Regions from separate parts of the Homo sapiens genome. Here region 1 is linked to region 2. A link is an interaction called in ENCODE POLR2A ChIA-PET data of the cell type or tissue named here. Cell type or tissue: PC-9. All regions are shown on one strand. Region 1 overlaps GPR37L1 (G protein-coupled receptor 37 like 1). Region 2 has its middle 48 kb from the start of ELF3.

The links. Peaks named below come from ENCODE experiments on the same cell type or tissue, not always from the same donor. Only the 100,000 strongest peaks of a DNase experiment are listed, where the experiment ranks them.
Region 1: POLR2A ChIA-PET joins it to region 2 with 9 read pairs; 4 of 35 experiments call an interaction of 5 or more read pairs at or near these places.

What each region holds. Positions count from the first base shown.
Region 1 is chr1:202,131,334-202,133,833 of GRCh38, reverse strand. It overlaps GPR37L1 (G protein-coupled receptor 37 like 1), which reads right to left. Exons shown (of 2, transcript NM_004767.5): 2 at 242-2,500. ARL8A (ARF like GTPase 8A) reads left to right here. Exons shown (of 7, transcript NM_138795.4): 7 at 1-430. Among named protein-coding and RNA genes, the nearest start is that of GPR37L1, 9.7 kb to the right of the region's middle. RefSeq lists an enhancer at 2,384-2,500. In PC-9, no CTCF peak of the experiment used is centred here; a DNase peak (open chromatin) is centred at 1,423; H3K27ac peaks cover 712 bases.
Region 2 is chr1:202,057,306-202,059,805 of GRCh38, reverse strand. No RefSeq gene overlaps it. Among named protein-coding and RNA genes, the nearest start is that of ELF3, 48 kb to the right of the region's middle. In PC-9, no CTCF peak of the experiment used is centred here; a DNase peak (open chromatin) is centred at 1,405; H3K27ac peaks cover 2,500 bases.

The sequences.
Region 1 (2,500 bases), 74 kb before region 2:
GCCTCTGGGGGCCCCTCCCCTCGACCCCCAGCCTGGGTAGAGCCACCAGGTACGACGACCAGGTACCAGAAACCACCAGGCACACGGGGCAGAAAGCCAGCGTCCATGCCCCAGCAGCCCCCTCCTGCCTGTTCCTGGCTCCCAGCTCCCGCCCCTCCCCAGGGCCCCCACCTCCACGGCCCACTTCATTTTCTGTTCTCATTTTGCAGAGTTGCACAAGGAGAGAACTCAGCATGGGGGGTTGGTTCTTTGGGTTCTGTTTGTTTATTTGTTTAATTTAATGATTTGTAAAGTGATGTTCCTCTTCCTTTTTTACACTTTTCAGCTCATATTTAACCTCTGTTTGGAAAATGATTCTTGTAACTGTACATTTTTTTGCTTCCTAATAACAATGACAACAAAAAAAATAAATGACCAGTTTTGTGTTGGGGGGGGTGTATGGTGCTGGTTACTTTTCCGCAGTTGGCATGGGTTGCCCTACAGGCCCACAGGGCCACCAGCACACCCCCGCACGCTGGGCACCAACAGAGCCACGGAGCGCGAGCACATGCCCGCCCGGGGAGCACAATGGCGCTGCACAAAACGGCCTCCCACACGTGCGTCCAGGCTCTTGCGCCACCTCCTTCTCATTCTCTTTTCAGACTTTCATGTAGTCCCAGCTTTGAGCCAGCAGCTGCCACTTGGGGCTGCAGAGCTCTGTTGAGGGAACTGCCCAGGGCTGGGTAGAGGCAGCAAGGGGACAGGGCTGGGTGCTGTTGTGTGCGAACTGAGCTGCACTCTCCTTAGGCCCAGTTCAGGCCTCAGCCCCTCTTTCCCAGGCCCTGGATCTCACCAGCAGCCAAGGTTGAGCCAGAACCAGAACCCTGTCCCTCCGGCCCCCAGTTCCTACCCCAGAACCAGTTAACTGTGCTTCAGGGGTAGGGCTGGGCCCACAGAGCCTGGGGGAGTGTCACCGCCTTTGCTGCCTCTCAGTTAGTGTCAATGCTATGGGTTTCCTGGTAGGAGCCCTGCCCTCGCTCCTCTGCTGGATTCTAGTCCCCCACCCGACCTCACCGTCAGAGCTGGTCCTCCCTCGGCACTGCTCACAGCTGCTGCCTCAGAGCCTGGTGACCCTGCCTGCTCAAATCCGAGGCCATCTTGACCCAGTTTCACAGTAAGCCCCACCTCCTCCCGCTCCACCTCCCTCGGCCTCTCCTTCACCCTGGAAAATGGAGCAGGCCCTTGCAGAACACCCCAGCCCTTCTCACCCCTCCCACTGCAGGAAAAAGGAGCCAAACTGTCCCTTAGTCCTGGGAGTGGGGACCTTGACTCCCCGTCCTGGGCCCTCCAGCCCCTCACCTTCATTGGTGCCCAGGGCTTCCTCCTGGAGGCAGTCATCAGACCTGTCAGAGCAGTTCCCTGCCTGGAGAGGCAGTTCCCCACTGCCAGAGAGTTGGAGGAAAGAATGTGGATGGAATTTGGCATCTGAAGCTAAGTGATTCTAGGGTACCTCCCAACTCCTAAGCAAAATGGGACATGTCCTCCTGGCTAAGGAGGTTGAATGGGAGCCAGGGCTCTATCCCCTGCCCTCTCCTGACTGCAAGCATGGCTAGGTTTTCCTGGGCCTGGGATCCCGGGAGAGGACCAGCAATCTCACTCATCTGGGGCTGTTTCCAGGCCAAGGTGCCTTTCTCAGATCCTGTGATCCTCACTGAGGATTGAGGTTTGAGATAAGAGAGCTGGTTACCAGGAAGCAAGCAAGCATCCTCCTTCCACAGTGCCGGCGTGCAGCAGGTGCTAATATGACTTAAAGAATTTGTTCAGGGGCCAGGTGCTCATGCCTGTAATCCCAGTACTTTGGGAGCCCGAGGTAGGAGAATGACTTGAGTCTGGGAGTTTGAGACCAGCCTGGGCAAAATAGTGAGACCCTATCTCTACAAATAATCAAAAATTAGACAGGCGTGGTAGTGCGCACCTGTAGTCCCAGCTACTCAGGAAGCTGAGGCAGGAGAATCGCTTGAGCCCAGGAAGTGGAGGCTGCAATGAGCTGTGATCACACCACAGCACTCAGCTTGAGTGACTGAGTGGGATCTTGTCTCAAAAAAAAAAAAGTGTTCAGCCAGGCATGGTGGTACACACTTGTAGTCCCAGCTACTCAGGAGGCTGAGACAGGAGGACTGCTTGAGCCCAGGAGTTCAAAGCCAGCCTGGGCAACATAGTGAGACCCCCCCACCCAGCTCTTAAGAAAAAAAAAACACACATAACCTATTAAAGTTGAATGGGAACAGACCATGAGTATAGGTAAATTGTCATGTTTGGGGCCCTTTGATGCCAAAACCTGGATGCATTTAAGAATCCCTGGGCCAAGCCTGCTCCTAACACTAGAGAATTGAATTCCCAAAGGAGAGGAAGGAATAAAAGGTTCGGGGCACCATGCAAAGTGCTTTATGTATCTTGTCTCATTAAATGACCATAATCCTCTGTGAAGGACAGATTATTCCCATTTTACAGATGAGGAAGC
Region 2 (2,500 bases):
AATAAAGGGTTACAAACAAAGTTGAGGAAATCTTCCAGAAATTAGAGTTGAAAGACAACAAGATGCAAACAGGAAAGAAAAGAGAATTAGACAATTTGCTGTGAAGAGCCCAACTTCTGATAAATAGGGGTTCTTGAAAGAGCAAAGAGTATACAAAAATTAGCTGGGCGTAGTGGCACATATCTGTAATCCCAGCACTTTGGGGGGCTGAGGCGGGCAGATCACGAGGTCGGGAGATCGAGACCATCCTGGCTAACACGATGAAACCCCGTCTCTACTAAAAATACAAAAAATTAGCCGGGCGTGGTGCCGGGCGCCTGTAGTCCCAGCTACTCGGGAGGCTGAGGCAGGAGAATGGCATGAACCCGGGAGGCAGAGCTTGCAGTGAGCTGAGATCGCGCCACTGCACTCCAGCCTAGGTGACAATGTGAGACTCTGTCCGTCTCAAAAAAAACAACAACAACAAAAAACCACTGAAACAATCCAAGCAAATTTCCAAAAACTGAACTAAATATCCTTCAGTTTTCAGGTTGAAAGGGCACAGTAAATGCCCAGAACGATGTTCGAAGATAGAAGTACACTAAGGCGGCCAGGCATGGTGGTTTGCACCTGTAATCCCAGCACTTTGGGAGGCTGAGGCAGGCGGATCACTTGAGGTCAGGAGTTCGAGATCAGCCTGGTCAACACGGTGAAACCCTGTCTCTACTAAAAATACAAAAATTAGCTGGGCGTGGTGGCACACACCTGTTGTCCCCGCTACTTGGGAGGCTGAGGCAGGAGAATCATTTGAACCTGGGAGGTGGAGGTTGTGGTGAGCTCTGGTCGCGTCACTGCACTCCAGCCTGGGTGATAGAGTGAGACTCCATCTTAAAAAAAAAAAAAGGAGGAATGAGGGATACAGAAGAATCAAGGATGACATCTTGATTTTTGGTTACAGCAACCTAGTAGATGGAAGTCACAGTTACTGAGATGACAGGGAAGACAGTCTGCCTCACCTCTGGCCCCTGAGGGCATGACTGGATTTCACAGGCTACACAGGCTCCAAGGGAAGCAGCACCCTCAGGGCTGGGCTAAATTTAACTGAGGCCAGAAAGTGAAGAGTGTTTGGTGGAGGGTGGGGAGACAGTAGGAGGGTAGATCAAGGGAGAGGAAACCCCATCACAGTAGGCTTGGGCTTGTAGGAGAACAGAGATGACCAGAGGGACTGAGAATTACAGCACTGTGGGTGTAACTGCAGCAGGCATGGTCCACATTGGTAGCTGGCAATGAGATTGGTTGGTTCCCCAGACTTTGTTTGTTCCTTTGACATCCAGGCTTTGCATGAACAAACACCCATGTCCCCTTCTCAGAAAATTGCCCATCCCCTTGTTGGAATTCTTCTATTAAGACAAAATCTCCCTTCCAGTGACCTATGCTCAGTGGTTCCTGTTTTTTATTTGTTTTTTGAGACAGGGTGGCCCAGCCTGGAGTGCAGTGGTGTGAGCATGACTCACTGCAACCTCAACTTCCCAGGCTCAAGTGATCATCCCACCTCAGCCTCCTGAGTAGCTGGGATCACAGGCATGTACCACCACACCCAGCTAATTTTTTAGTTTTTTTTGTACAGACAGGGTTTCGCTATGTTGCTAGGCTGGTCTCGAATTCCTGGGCTCAAGCGATCCTCCTGCCTCAGCCTCCCAAAGTGCAAGGGTTTCAGACATGAGCCACAGCACCCAACCATGCTCAGTGGTTCTTGATTTACCTTCTGGTCAGCTACAATGCAGGGTACATGACTTCTGTGCTTCCTCACTTTGAGCATTGAAAGCTTTTTACCTGGTCATACCAAACCTTGGCAAGAACAATTTCACCAGCCACCAATGAGAAGGGTCACTTCTGCAGTGGGTCTTTAAAAAAAATAGGCCCGGGTTTTCTTTTTAATATGATGTTGTTTTGTTTGTTTGAGATGGAGTCTCGTTCTGTTGTCCAGGCTGGAGTGCAGTGGCGTGATCTCAGCTCACTGCAACCTCTGCCTCCCAGGTTCAAGTGATTCTCATGCCTCAGCCTCCTGAGTAGCTGGGATTACAGACGTGCACCACCATACCTGGCTAATTTTTGTATTTTTAGTAGAGACAGGGTTTCACCATGTTGGCCAGGCTGGCCTCGAACTCCTGAACTCAGATGATCCACCCGCCTCGGCCTCCCAGGGTGCTGGGATTATAGGTGTGAGCCACCTTGCCCGGCAATTTTTGTTTTTTTAGAAGAGATGGGGTTTCACCATGTTGGCCAGGCTGATTTTAAACTCCTAACCTCAAGTGATCCACCCACCTCGGCCTCCCAAAGAGCTGGGATTACAGGCATGAGCCACCATGCCCAGCAACCCCTTCTTAAATTAACCCCTTGTAGTATAGTAGAGCTTGTCTCTCCAGATAAAGGGCTGTAGGGAAGGAAACCAGACGGGGCAGTTTTCCTGGCTCCCCACCTACCTCATTCCCCCAGGATATGTTTCCAGTGAGCATCCCAG